Regions from separate parts of the Homo sapiens genome. Here region 1 is linked to region 2. The links are chromatin loops, found by intact Hi-C in ENCODE. Cell type or tissue: PC-9. All regions are shown on one strand. Each heading gives the region's core, and the rest is flanking DNA. Links, peaks and the distances in the headings are about the cores only.

Evidence for each region. Peaks named below come from ENCODE experiments on the same cell type or tissue, not always from the same donor. Only the 100,000 strongest peaks of a DNase experiment are listed, where the experiment ranks them.
Region 1: it touches region 2 in a loop (4-fold over the local background); 3 of 110 quality-filtered maps call a loop at or near these places.

The regions. Positions count from the first base shown.
Region 1 is chr7:131,651,187-131,658,565 of GRCh38, forward strand. No RefSeq gene overlaps it. Among named protein-coding and RNA genes, the nearest start is that of PODXL, 98 kb to the left of the region's middle. RefSeq lists enhancers at 1,246-1,813, 4,894-5,445 and silencers at 3,504-3,798, 3,544-3,838. In PC-9, for the core only: CTCF peaks have their summits at 3,702 (motif pointing left) and 3,904; DNase peaks (open chromatin) are centred at 2,016 and 3,645; H3K4me3 peaks cover 787 bases; H3K27ac peaks cover 2,041 bases.
Region 2 is chr7:130,894,108-130,901,486 of GRCh38, forward strand. The region is part of intron 6 of LINC-PINT (long intergenic non-protein coding RNA, p53 induced transcript); the gene reads right to left. Among named protein-coding and RNA genes, the nearest start is that of LINC00513, 16 kb to the right of the region's middle. RefSeq lists an enhancer at 5,683-5,977 and a silencer at 5,923-6,126. In PC-9, for the core only: CTCF peaks have their summits at 2,747 and 3,010 (motif pointing right); DNase peaks (open chromatin) are centred at 2,504 and 3,082; H3K27ac peaks cover 4,000 bases.

The DNA.
Region 1 (7,379 bases), core at 1,501-5,500, 760 kb after region 2:
TCTACATTGTTATACAACAAATCTCCAGAACTTTTCATCTTGCAAAGCTAACATGGTACCCATTAAAGAACAACTCCCCATTTCCCTTCCTCACAGCCCCTGGCAACCGCCATCCTACTTTCTGTTGCTGTGAGGTTGAGTTCTTTAGATCCCTTAAGTAAGGGGAATCTTTTCATGGACATATGTGTAATCATTCACTTCACCTCAAGGTTCTTCTGTGTTGTGGCAGGTAGCAGGTTTCCTTCCTTTCCACAGCTGCATCAAGTTCTGTTGTGTGGAAAGAAAACATTTTCTTTCTTTCTTTTTTCTTTGGGCGCAATGTTGGCTCACTGCAACCTCCACCTCTCAGGTTCAAGCGATTCTCCTGCCTCAGCTTCCTGAGTACCTGGGATTACAAGCACACGCCATCATGCCCGGATAATTTTTGTATTTTTAGTAGAGACAGGGTTTCACCATGCTGGTCAGGCTGGTCTTGAACTCCTGACCTCAGGTGATCCACCTGCCTTGGACTCCCAAAGTGCTGGGATTACAGGCGTGAGCCACCGCGCCTGGCCGAGACCACAGTTTCTTATGCCACATTATCTTAGCATGGGGTACCTCGCATCTGTTGTGTGATGTGTCCAGCCTGGATTCGGACTATGCTGTTACTGGCCATTATTGCACACCCACTGAACTCCAGGGACTGTTTTAACGTCTTAGGTGACGGTCTTTAGGAAGTTCTCACACTTTCGGGAACCTCCATTGCAGGTGGAAAAGGTCTTTGTTCCTCCCGCCTCCCTGACCCCCAAGAACACGGTTGTTCCACCAGAACAAGCCCTCATTCCTTGGCCATGTTTACACGTTCTGAATGAAGGATTCAGCTAGGAACCTCTACTGCTTTGGGAAGCATTTCAAAAGATAGAAATAAGAAAAATGAACAAACATTCCTGCATTTTTGAAATGGTGACATTTCATTTGGGCCTCACACCCACTGTGTGAGATTTGTGATCTCCACGTTTGGGATGAAGAAATGGATGTGTGAGGTGGAAGAAGGGATGGGAGGGGAAAGGGTAGCTTGGAGCAGGGCTAGCAGGAGGCAGCGAGGTGCTCAGGCTGTAGTACCTGCCCCGAGAGGAAGCGCCCTGCACATCTGTGCCCTGGGTGCTCACTTGACTCACCTAAGTCCTAGCTCTGGGCAGGAGGCTGAGCCTGAGAGAAGCCCCCCCAAGGCCAGGAGCAGGTGTCCACACCCCAAGGTCTGAAAGCCACCCTAAAGTGGGTTCAGGGCTGTAAGGGGCTCCGTGTGGGAAGTCAGGAAGGCCCCCGGGGGCTGAAAACAGAGTTTGACCTGAAAGAGGCCTGAGCCCCAGGACCTGCACTGTGTCTGAGTTAATTGTCCCCACCCTCTGCCTGTCCCTTGTCTTAGGTGTTCAGTCCTAATTACTGCCTTTTTTTTTTTTTGAGGCGGAGTCTCGCCCTGTCGCCCAGGCTGGAGTGCAGTGGCATGATCTCGGCTCACTGCAACTTCTGCCTCCCAGGTTCAAGCGATTCTACTGCCCCAGCATCCCGATTAGCTGGGATTACAAGTGCGTGCCACCACGCCCAGCTAATTTTTTGTATCTTTAGTAGAGACAGGTTTTCACCATGTTGGCCAGGCTGGTCCCAAACTCCTGACCTCGTGATCCTTCCTGCCTCGGCCTCCCAAAGTGCTGGGATTACAGGTGTGAGCCACGGCACCCAGCCTTAATTACTGCTTCTTAACATCCCTACAGGAGCCACCTGAAGGTGCTATGGATGCAGGTGAAGAAATGACATCCAGGCAGGGCTTATGCAGATGCCTCTTGCCTCCAAAAGGAGGATTGGGTCCCTCTGCTGTACTTAAAACAACTTGAAGCTGGGAATTGTGGAGGGGGGGAGGGGGGGAGGGGGCCTCAGTCCCACAGAGACCTAGCTCCCATTTCGTGTGGCCAGGGTGTTGAGAACCTTTGTCCCTGGAGCCCCTGTGCTGAGTCATAAACACATGGGACAAATTCCAGCAGTAAACGACCATTCACTAAGTTGCAAGTGACTTTCTCAGTCTTCTTTGCTTTTGTGCAGAGAAGACTGAGAATTCAGCCCTAGAGAATTCAGCTCTGGTTGTGAGTGCCTCTTTTCCAGGGCAGAGACTTCTGGAAAAGCAGATGGAGCCTTGTGGAATGGGGCTCTCTGCCTCATCTGGGGAGTGACTCTCGATTCCCCTCACCTGTCCCTCCCATCACACCTGGGCTTCTTTGCGGTGACAGGTGTGTGTCTGGAGAGGGAGTAGAGTGGAACGCAGGTTTGGTTGTGGGATGTGGGGGTCGCAGAGGTGCACCCTGGGATCTGAAGGCTGGCCTCTGTCCTCCCATCTGGACGGGCAAGGAGCTCAGCCTCCCAGACTCTGCTTTCTGACTCATCTAATGGCAGTCCTCATAATTTCCTCCTAGGATGGTTGAGACGGTCAAAAGGAAAGCAGGTGGGAAAACTCCTGGCGAAGCAGAAAGTGTTCCGCTGTGGGGAGGTTTTATTTTTCCCTCATGAGGAGTGGACGGTGGAGATGGGGGGACAGTGGGAGGGAAAGGCCTGGGCAGGCGTGTTTGGGAAAAGATGATGAAGGGCACTTTGGAATTTGTAGATACCAGGAGACTAAGGGGAGGAGTGCTGTGGGGGGTCATTTGGGGTTGGAGGCTGAATAAGCAGGGTGTGGAGTGGGGCAGAAGAATCCAGCATCTCCCAAAGTGGAGGGATAGTGAGCAGTTGCTGCGTGTGTGGGGTGTGTGTGTGTGTGATGTGTTTTGTGTGTGCTGTATGTGTTTGTTGTGGTGTATGTTGTGTGTGCTGTGTGTGGGTGCTGTATTGTATATGTAGGGTGTGTATGCTGTGTGTTGTGTGTGTGGTGTGATGTGTGTGTGTTGTGGTATGTGTTGTAGTGGTATGTGTTGTGGGGGTGTGTATTTGTGTGTGTGTTGTGTGACGTGTGTGTAGGGTTTATGTGTTGCATTATGTGTTGTGTGTATGTTGCGTGTGTTGTGTGTTGTCTGGTACATTGTATTGTGGGTGTGTGTTGTAGGGATGTGTGTGTTGTGTGTTATGTTGTGTGGGTATGTGTGGTGAGTTGTCCATTGTGTGTTGTGTTGGGTGTGTGATGTGTGTTGTGTGGTATGTTGTACTGTGTGTGTGTGTTGTGGGGTATGTGTTGTATGGATGTGTGGTGAGTTGTGTGGTAAATTGTGTTGTAGGGGTGTGTGTTGTAGGGGTGTGTATTGGGGTGTGTATGTGTGGTGTGTGTTATGTGATATGTGCATTGTGTTGTGGGGTGTGTGTCGTAGGGGTGTTTGTGGTGTGTGTTGGGGTGTATATGTGTGGTTTGTGTTGTGGGTATGTGTGTGTAGCTGATGTTGGGATGCATTGTGTGTTTTGTGGGTGTGGTATGTTTTGTGTGTTGTGTTGTGGGTGTGTATTATAGGGGTGTGTGTGTTGTGTGTTGGGGTGTGTGTGGCGTGCCTTGTGTGGTATGTGGTACATTGTGTTGTGGGGTATGTGTTGTAGGGGTGTGTGTGGTGTGTGTTGTGCGGTGTCCTCCTGGGCATGTTCCCACCTTGGCAGTGCTGTCTCTGCCTGGGCCGCCCTTTGGGCAGCTGCTCCTGAGCCCTGCCTGGCTTAGTTGGCCTGTGCCCGCCACCTGGTGGCCGAGAGTGGAAGGGCAACCGGGCGTCTCACCACGGCCGTGGCTTGGGCGCATCCTCTTTTGAGAATAGGTCCTTGTTCCCCTCTTTGCTTGTGTCTCTTCTCCTCAGCGTCTTGCCTCTACCTCCTTCTCTCAGCTCTGTACCAAGGGGGTCGGATTTCAGGTTTCCCTAAACGTCTCAGCGTGAATGGGAGTGAAGTCTCCAAGGCTGCCTGCCTCCCAGGGCAGTCGTGAGGATGACATGGCTGAGGAGGGGGCTGTGACAGGATGTGGCAGCTCACAGGCTCCTCAGGCATGACAGGAGAGGTACAGGATGAGCTTGCAACCCCCTCAGAATCAGGTGGCTATTGTGGAGCAGCCCCTCCAGGATCCCAGCACAGGTTCCGTCCCTGCCAGTTTACGGGAAAGGTGGCCAGGTGTCAGCGGTCAGGCATTTCTACTCCACGTAACACCCACCTGCTGTGTATTTTCTATTAAGGATTTTCAAAAAAAACAAGGGAATTATTTGAGACGCATAAAGTTACATTGTGTGGATTTACTAAGCAATTAAAGCAAATGCTGTGAGTAATTGCAGATGTGCTGTCCAGGTATTGTTCTAGTTTTAACTACTGATCCCTTCTCCCTAAAGAACAGGCCCTGGTCCTTTAGACAGAGCTGCCTGGGCTGATAGCTCTGCCCTAAGTGCGCGATGATTCCTTCATTCATTTGTACATTTGGTTACTGATGTAACAAGTATTCATTAAATCCGCAGCACGTGCCTGGCACTGTGCTACATACTGGGGACAAAAAAGATGAACAAACACATCCTGCCCTCCAGGGTCCTGACTACAGCTAAGAGGCCACATCAAGATAAATGCAACAAGCCTGCATCAGGGGGCTTCACCTGAGCCAAGGCTGTTGTCCCCAAAGCGTCTGACATGGGGGCCTTTAAGAGTTAGTGTTTCAGGAATACACACACCGGTCTTTTCAGACTCATCTGTGTGAAACTCACATTCTGATGCTCTGAGATTCTGATGCAATCGGTCTATGAAGCTCCCGGAAGCCAGGTGTGTAGCCCCTTTTCTAGAACATGACTGGGATAGGAGAGTGGAGACAGGGCAGGGGATTTCAAGGCGACAGGCTGGTGCTGCCTGGGGAAGAGGGGCTCTTAGAGCAGCCAGGCACCTCTGCTGATTGGCCTGGACCTAGGAGGCCAGGGCCCCATGCTCTGTGCTGTGGGCTCCCACCAGGTAGCAGCGGCCCCCACAGAGAGAGTGCGGCCTGCCAGTGGCAGCTTCGCTGTCTGGCACAAAGTAAGTGAGGGTTTAATGACATTGCCATGATGTCTTTCTTTTCTTGGGTTCCTGCTGCCTGCACCTGGCTGAAATACAGCGGGGTGGGCTGAGGCTTCTGTGTTCTCTTGGAGTTGATGGTCACAGCTCCTTGATCTGACTGGCCTGGCTTGACTGGATCACAGAAAAAGCTGCTTATTCACCTAAACAGGCCAATGTCACCAGCAAGACTGACTTGGGATACAAAGCAACTCTGTATCTATGGCTTATTTCCAAAAGGATGTTCTATAAACATTAACTCTATGTAATTTATAATATTAATAATATAATTAATATCACAATATTGTATATAATATATAATCAATATAATCATAATACAATATTATAAAATTAATATAATGTTATAATAGAATTAATAGTTACACTATCATATAATACAATTAATATTTATAATATAGTTAATTTTTATAATATTAATTTATGAAAATTTCAAATGCAGAGAGGGAAAAAATGAGAAGACAAGAGAAAAATGAGAGATTGATGGTCAACTTAGGATATATTGGTAAAACATAATTTAAGTTGTAAAAATAAACAGTTTTTTGAAGTAGCTACCCAGATGTTTTGATAAAATGACTTTTCAAGAGGTGGGGGTTGCATTCAGCATTTCCCAGGTACATTTGGTCATGGAGTCCTTCCTGGGAACCGCCTCTCCACACTACAGTTTGGGGAATATCAGTTTGGGAAACATTTCTCTATGGTTTTACCTTCTTCTTCTCCACCAGCATCTGACGCAGAGAGAATAAATCAGTAATACTTCAAGCCCTGCTGACATTCTCCACAAGGGTGTTACCACCCGAAGGGGATGAAATTGGCTCCTGAAGAGCAAAAAAATCTTTTTTTCTTTCTTTTTTTTTTTCCTTAGAGACAGGGTCTTGCTCTGTTGCCCAGTCTGGAGTACAGTGGTCTCGCTACGACCTCAAATTCGTGGGCTCAAGTGATCCTCCCACCTTAACCTCCCAAGTGGCTGAGACTACAGGTGCAGGCCAACATGCCTAGCTAACTTTAAAAACTTTTTGTAGAGACGGGGTCTTGCTATGTTGCCCAGGCTGGTTTCAAACTCCTGGCTTCAAGCAGTCCTCCTGCCTCAACCTCCCAAAGTGTTGGGATTACAGGTGTGAGCCACTGTGCCCAGCCCAAATTCTTATTTTTTAAATGTATAAAGCACAGATATACATTCAGTCCACAAACTGATATGTGGTATATCTGTAGCATTAACGTTGCATAAATGAGGGAGCGTTAGGAGAAAAAATGTCTATAAAGGCTCCACAGGAGGGTGATTGCAAAAAGAAGAGAAAAGGGTGAGAAATGCTGACATAGACGCATTTCAGTTGGTCAGTTGGTGAAATGGAGTTTGGTGAGGCTCTGCCGCTGTGCACGTTGGGGTGAGTTGTTTACCTCTCTGAGCTTCAGGTTTCTAACCTGGGAAATGAAGCCTTTTGCCACCTCATAAGACTGTGGTGAGCTTTAATGAGACAAGAACAATGCCTGACAAACAGGAGGTGTTTGGAAAATGGAGGCTGCAGATAGACCTTTAAGCCTGAAACTTTGCTGTCTGCTCGCAGTAAGTTGTAGCACAGTCAGCTAACATACCGCCACTTTGGGCTCGTCCACCTTTAAGGCTGTAGACCGACAGATAAAGGCAAAGGGAGCTTGGTATAGGCAGGCTGAAGGAAAAGGACCTGAGAAACTACTATTTTACAGCTTACAAAGTAAACCAGGAAAGCAACTTAGCCTGGGGGGATCACCTGCTTGGTGCTAAGCTGCTCCTGGACACCAGGGTCCCAGACCTGGAATCAGACACTTCATCCTTGAGGCCCACCCTCCATGCACCCTGATATCAGAGGCTGGGATGGACACTGAGGCGGGTGGGATAGGCCAAGGCAGGAAATGTCTGCTGGACCTAAAAATAGTGTGGGAGGGAACAGGAAACAGAAACTTTGGGCCAACATGGAAATGCTTTCTGAATTGTCAGGAAATCAGGACTAGAGATGCAGGGGCAGCCACCACCCTACAGCAAAACTGCAACACCCCGTGAGCTCTCTACGTGGAAAGAACTGGAGAGAATCAGAGTTGGGTGGGCTGGGGAGGGGGGTTCCAACTGAGAAACACTAGGCTCACCTTTGTGTAGTTCCTAACATAGCACTTTTGTGCCCTGTTGATCCTATTTATTTATTTATTTATGAGACGGAGTCTCGCTCTGTTGTCCAGGCTAGAGTGCAGTGGCATGATCTCGGCTCACTGCAAGCTCTGCCTCCCATGTTCACGCCATTCTCCTGCCTCTCAGCTTCCTGAGTAGCTAGGACTATAGGCGTCCGCCACCATGCCAGGCTAATTTTTTTTGTATTTTTAGTAGAGACGGTGTT
Region 2 (7,379 bases), core at 1,131-5,130:
GTGTGCTGAAATCAAATGACTGACCAAGGCCCATAACTGTGATCACAGGTAAAATGTTTTTCTGCTTTGCCAAAAATCCGAGTTTCCTTTGCTCTCTCTGTCAAGCTGAAAGAGCCCTCCCAGACCGAGGGGCCAGGTGGAGAGGCCACTCACACCCGCCCTGTGCCGGTCTACCTTGGATGGCCTCACCAGGGCACGGTTCCCGGGGTGGTGACTCAGCTCTGGAGGACCACCTGCTGCGTGGGGGTTGCTGCCTAGCAGGTCACTGCCAGTCACGAGGGCAGAGAGACCCAAAGGATCAGAGAACAGCTCTGAGCAGGTCAAGGGCAGTGCCAGAAGGAAAGCCTTTGTTTACAGAGGGAAAGATCCTGCACCTTGAAGTGAGGCATTAAAGAGTAGAGGGGCTTTGCACCTGCATCCTAAGCCTCTTGGTTCACCACTAAGCCGCAAAGCCACAGGGAGGAAACCACTGGGAATACCATCACAGAAAATGAAGGTAGGGCCACAGGGCACCTCCCACTCTCAAAGGGAAAAGACGGCCCTGGATCATCTTTCTAAAACACCACTTTGATGAAGTCGCCATGGTTTTCTAAAGTAATAAATGGCAGCCACTACCTGCAAGATAACAGAGTGCATTTGAAACCTTTCCACCACCTAAGTCCAACCCACCTTCAGGGCATTCGCTCTACTTCCTTAGATAAAGCCTCTGCTGGGGTTAAGATGTTCTGTCTCCGCTGCCCCCACTCTGCAGGCTTTCTCCTCCCGCTGGCTGGTGCAGAGAATGGGGGAGCCATTAGGAGCCACAGACACTGAGCTATTCTACATGGAATTCTTTTTATTGTTTGATCTATTTCACATGTACAAAGCTTTGACCTTCCAGTTCTAAGAATTCCTACTTAGAACTGGTAGGTTCTAAGAACTCCTACTTAGAACTGGTAGGTTCTAAGAACCTCCCTGGACCGATTCTGGCACATGTCTCTTCTGAACTCACAGAGCTTGTGCCTTAACAATTTAGAGTCAACTGACTTTGCTGTCCTCTCTAATGTGTTAAGTTTCAGTCCGTGACAAACATTGACAAGACGTGTACCTCATCAAGCACTGTAAAGGGAAAGGACATGACCCCTGCGGCAGAGGTCCACAGTCACACAGATGACAGAAATGTGCCCGATGCCTTCCAATGTATGTCACAAACGCGTATTTGACAAGGGAGAGCAGAGACTCTGCAGGTGGTGAGTTTTGCCTGCAGCGCCACAGAAGTCTTCATTGGGGAGCTCCAGGCTGGATTTTAAAGGAAAAGCCGAATTTTAAAGGAAGAACAGGTTAAACACCGAAGGAAAATGGGGAGGAGTGAATGTTTCAAGGAACACGTATACCAAACAACAGAGTGCATTCTCTCCAGCTCTGCAGCTCGGGGTTCCAGGGTCGGGGGTCCCACAAGGTGGGAAGGAGAAGCAGGCCTTATCACGAAGGGCTTTGTAGGACAGGCCGAGTGTGTACGACGTTTGAGGTGGAATGACAGGGCTACGCCCTGTGGAAGGGGCCGACTGTAGGACTGCTCGGAATTGGGAGTTTGACAGGAGAGAGGCACTTTCACAGACATTATCTGGTTTGATCACCACCCCTTCTTGAGCCATATATTTGGCGATTAATTGTGCACTTGTGACATGTTCCTTTCTGCTGTCTGTTCCTTAATGCCCCCTGCTTTTTTGTCTTGTCCCCAGCTGGGCTATCTGTTCCTGGCGGCCACAGAACAATACCTTCTTTAATGGCTCCCACAGTGACCAGCACGTGCCTTAAACTCAGAGCAGGTCAATCAATCAAACTCCTTTTAACTGAAAGTTTAGGATGTGCTTTTGCCACACTCTCAAGTAAGTAAGTAAATTCATCAGCAAATACCAAGTCCTAAAATAATGAATGGTACTTAGGAAACACATAAAGAGTGGTAGAAAACTAGATGGGCTGGGGTCATCCTGTGGAGGCCCTGGACGGCCCGGCTAAAGCATTTGGAACTCCTCTGTAGAAGTGTTTTGATAAAGAAATGATGTGATTGAAGCTATGCTTAATAGAAGATGAATTTGGCAGTAGGATGGGCTGGAGGGAGACAGTCGCTGTGGTGGTAGAAAGAAGAGGTGAAGAAGTGTTGCCAAGCCAGGTGAGAGCGTTTGCTACCATCTGCACTAGCACGCAGCGCCGTTCCTCTAGGGCCCCTGGAGCTTAAGGTAGTTCTTTTCTCACATCTGTCGCACTTAGGAAGATCACATGGTGATGCTGGCTTTTATTCTCCCTCCCTTTCTTCCTTCTAATAATTAGCAAGCAACAGTTATCTGCCAGACACTGTGCTATTACACAAGGGGGAGAGAGATGAAAGGCAGTCTCTACTCTGATGCCTTGTGGGAGAGGAAGAAAAGTATCTGGTTAAAACGCAGCATATTGAATTCTCTGATATGCCCTCCCTCCCTCTCTCTCCCCCTGCTGGCCAGTCTGTCTTCCATTTCTTTCTTTTTCTTCCAAAAAAAGGATCTGAGGCATAATGAAGGAAGTCAGCTAGGAATGGGGAAGAAGGAAGCTAATCTAATGCGAGGAATCCCTGGAGGAGGTGGCACCTGAGATGACTTTCAGGTGAGCAGGTATCAGCCAGAGGAAACCAGGAGGAAGGGAGAAGAGACGTGCGCAGACACAGGCTGGGGCAGAGGAGTGGGCTTAGCGGCCTCCTGAGACATGAGCTGGAACCTGGAAAATGAGGAGCCATGAAAGAGCTTTAATGAGAGAAAGACAATGACATCTACGCTTTAGAAGGATCGGTCTGGAGACAGCAGAAGGGCTTATCGGAAGGTAGTGACTCTGTAGTCAAAGAGATAGCAAAGTACAGATTTGAGAGATGCCACAACAGACGCATTAAGCCCTGGAGCTGGAATGATATGCACACTGAGAGAGTGAGGGAGTGAGGTCCTTGCTGAAGACCTTTAAAATGAGTTTATTTCACCCAGAAGCTCCAGCAAGGGACACACTCACTGCCTTGTGCTGGCCACGAGGTGGCAGCCTCGCACAGCCATTTTAGCAGAAAATGCGTCCCATCCTCACCGGCGCTCACCACCACGTGGGCAGAGCCACTAAAAAAATTCCACCACGGGGACAGGAGCTCTCTGAGCTTGCCCCATAAACACGCTTTTCTCCCACAGAAAGCCTCCACAGAAGCAATGAAAAAGTCAGTTGATTTGGGGAGAGAAGCGTAAAAGCTCGTGCTCTTCAGAGAGCTCTGGGCTGTTTCAGGGTGGCGGCCGAGCCCTCTGACAACTGCGAAGAGACGGAGACAATACAGGCTGGGGATGAAGCGGTTCGATGAAGGGCATTACCCCCAACGAGAACCAACTGGAGAACCAACTCGTGGAGAGCTCGGGCCCCATGACTCAGTCTGACCCGACGCTGGCGAATGCTGCTGAGGACCCTGAAAACCTGCAGGGACCCTGTCCCAGGCCAGCGACAGCCACCCCTCAGGGCCCCTGGTCTCTGTCAGGCAATGCGGGTCATCTGAGGGAGGCTGGGCCACAGATTCCACGTGTAGCTGGGAGGGGTTGCTGCGTCTGGCGAGGCAAGGGCTGCTGTCTAAACTTCCAAGGGAATGGTGTGGGCACCCCAGGAGGAAGGGATGCCCTGACCCCGCTGCATAGTCGAGGGCATGGAGAACCCATCCGACTGTGGCCTTGTGGCCCATCCCCATTCTCTGACGGGCTCATTGTGATTTTCAGCCACTTGCTATTTGCCACTCAGAGGCAAAGCGGCTGCAAGAGGTAGGAGAAAGCAAGAGACTCCCTCACCTGGAATAGAGCATCCACCGCGATCCCAGAAAAGACAAATCCCGTTGCAGGCACTTCAATCCACACAGCAGTCCTGGGATGAGGGTCCTGTTACCATCCCCATTTCACAGATGAGGAAACTGAGGCACAAAGCATGAAGTAACTTGAACGTGCCCAGAGTCACACTGCTAGCAAGGAGCAGAGCTGGAGTTTAGGCCCAGGTGGCCTGACCTCAGAGCTTGTGCACTACCCGCTGCCTGGTACAGTCCACAGAGAGGGGGCCAGTGCCCGGCCCAGAACCACATGCCCTGGGGCTGGAGACAGGTCAGGGCAGCCGAAAGGTGGAGCGCCCTCTCCAGCACTTCTTCCTCACCCCCTGCGGCTTTCTCCTGTGCTCCGACTGCCACCACTTGCTTGGGCAGCCAAGCATGACAAACTGGCCAGCCACCAAGCAGGACTTTTCAGAGGAGGAGTAAAAACCCTTGTATGAACGTACACTCTTCTTGTCACACACAAACGCCCTTCCTTCCACCTTCAAAGGTGATTCTGAGACTGCCCGTTTTTATCTTTGCTTCAGTTGTGCTTGATTTACAGCCTCCTGAGGTGTTTTGTTTTGTTTTGTGTTTTGTCTCTGTCACCCAGGCTAGACTGCAGTGGCGCGATCTCAGCTCACTGCAACCTCTGCCTCCCGGGTTCAAGTGATTCTCCTGCCTCAGCCTCAGCCTCCCAAGTAGCTGGGATTACAGGCACCCGCCACCACACCTGGCTAACTTTTTTTGTATTTTCAGTAGAGACAGAGTTTCACCATGTTGGCCAGGCTGGTCTCGAACTCTTGACCTCAAGTGATCTGCCCGCCTAGGCCTCCCAAAGTGCTGGGACTACAGGCATGAGCCACGCGCCCGGCCTCCCTGATGTTTTTAACTAACATTGCTAGTGGTTTAAGTTGGGCACCGACAAGTATTAGAACGTAATTGCAGAGGTCACGTTGTTTGAACACCGGAACTTCAAGGCGTGCTTGAACCACCTGATCAAAGGAGAAGGGACTGAGGACCAACAGGAGTGGGGCTAAAGGCATCCTTCTGCTCCAGTTTCCTGTGAACCCGCTCCTCTGAGGAAAGGAGTAGTCCCCACGGAAGACACAGGATCCTTCTGGGGGTCCTCCTTGGCCACGTCACACTTCCAGACTGTGTGGCGGGACACTGACCATCAAGCCGACAGACGTGGGTTTTAAAGCTACGCCTTAAAATCAGCAACTCCCTTTCCTCATGAATATTTTAGTGTGTAATATAGAAGATGTTTTTACACTGAATTAAAGTGCCTGCCACTGAATCTTCCTGCTGGAATTATGGGGGGTGGGAGGAGATGGAAAAAAAATCAATGTTTCAAAGCAGTCCTGATGTGCTAAAAATATCTCTCACTTCTCCTTTCATCTGTCTGGTCATTGTCCCAGACGCAAGCTCAGCACAGCCTCGCCCATACAACATGTCGAATCGCTGTCTACCTCCACTTCTTAATCGGACAAAGAGAGAATATTCTTTTTTTTTTTTTCCTTCCTCAGACATTAGTCCAAGATTACAGACTAGGATATAGCAACCTATTATTCAAGAACAGCTTTTAAAGGTAGCTGCTTCAGACTGGCACTTCGGGAAAACTTTGAAAGTAGACTCCTTTTTTTTTTTAATGCTTATTTTAACTATAGATTGGTGATAACGATTCAACCCCAGAGATCCAGCTAACTGTTGGCACAGAAATCCTTAACGCTACTCTCAAGCAAATAAGATCTTGTAAGGGGAAACTCCTGCAAAATATACCTTGTGAACAAGCTGCTCGCACCTCCTCTTGCAGCTGCAAAGATATTCTACTCTATTGCTTAACTCGTGACCTTGAAAAAACTCCACCTTTCCTGCCAGCAGCTCCACTGCATCCACCTGTCCCTACAGGTAGTAAAAGATTAGACAAAACAGAACCACGTTTACACAACACACTTCCGAGCCTCTCTTCCTTCTAGCCCCTGTCCCACCCCCACTCCAAGGTCGAAGTTCATTTCTTGCAGGCTTCACTTTTCAGGATTAACCAACACTGTGCTTTTTCATTCTGCTCAACACCAGTCCTTTGGCCTCACAGTGCTCGCCTGTGTGGAACACGCTGCAGCCACCAGGTCATCTGCTTTAGACCCAGCTCCATGTCAAGTCCTGTTACGGTCCCTCGGGCATATTGTCATGCTCCTGGGCACCTGAAAACTGACAACTGGTTTCAAATTTCTTACAATTTGCTTTTCTGGTCTATCCTTATTTATTCCCCTCACAGTGACATTCATAGGAAGAGGAAGTAGCAGGCAGTCTCTTGGGGACGGGTCTCTCCTGAATACCTGGGGGGATGCCCTGGGCTGGGGAACCTCACAGGGGCTCATCAAGAGGTTCCAGGAGACAGAGTTCGAGACCAGCCTGGCCAACATGGTAAAACCCCGTCTCTACTAAAAATGTAATAATCAGCGAGGCGTGGTGGCTTGCACCTATAATCTCAGCTACTTGGGAAACTGTGGCAGGAGAATTGCTTGAACCCGGGAGGCAGAGGTTGCAGTGAGTCGAGATCATGCTACTGCACTCCAGAAGTGGAAGTAGCCACCACACAGCTGCACCTGCCACCTCCTTCCCCACTCCAGGGCCTTTGAAATGTGCTGCTCTCTCTATGCCGAGAGCTCTCACCCCTACCCCCTGCACCCACACATTCCTGCTCATCCCTTAGCTGAGACCTTGGAAATCACCTCCTCAGGGGACCACTGGGAAGAAGGTCCTTTTCATCTGAGTGCCTTCCCCTCAGGGCATGATTTTTCTTGGGCCATTTTTTTTGGTATGTGTTTACTTAGGTTCCATGATGACAGAGACCATGCCTTTGTTTTCATCACTATCGTCTTCACCTCACTGCCAACCAGTGCCTGGCACACAGTAGGTGTTCAAGAAAGTTTTGCTGAATAAATGGATGAACAATGACATCAGCCTACTTTGACCTCTTGAGTTCCTCTGATCTCTGAATGTTCTGGAGCAAGGACCTTTAACAGCATCTCCATCTCTTCCTGGCCTTGCCGCCCCACCCAGTAAAACCATAATACTTGCTGGTATAGCCTCTTCCTGCAAATAAAAGTATACAAGGAGTTCAGAACGGACACTCCAAACAAAGGGATTTATGACCTTGGTCTCATGTTCTCTTGTGGTGGTAAAATTCACTTTTCTATGAAATTAAAAATTCCTCCCTTGAACAACATTGCCAGAGGTCCCCAGAACAAGGCAAAACTGGGTATTCAAAACTTTTTAAGTTTAGGAAACGCTGCCTGGAATCTCTATTTCTCCCTCCTCTGGTTGCATTCTATTCCTCAGGTTATGTGCTTCTGAAATTCGTATCTAGCTCTGTGCCCGAAGATGCTTCCAGCTCGCTTGCTTCCCCTGCTCCCTGCTCCCCGCAGGCCTGCGGAGAGCACCGCCCCAGTCTGCTATTAAGATCTGCTCAACTGTTTAATTGCACAGCCCGTCCCAGCAGCAACCTCTCCACAGCCTCTCACTTGCCAACCAACTGGCCGCCCACTCACAT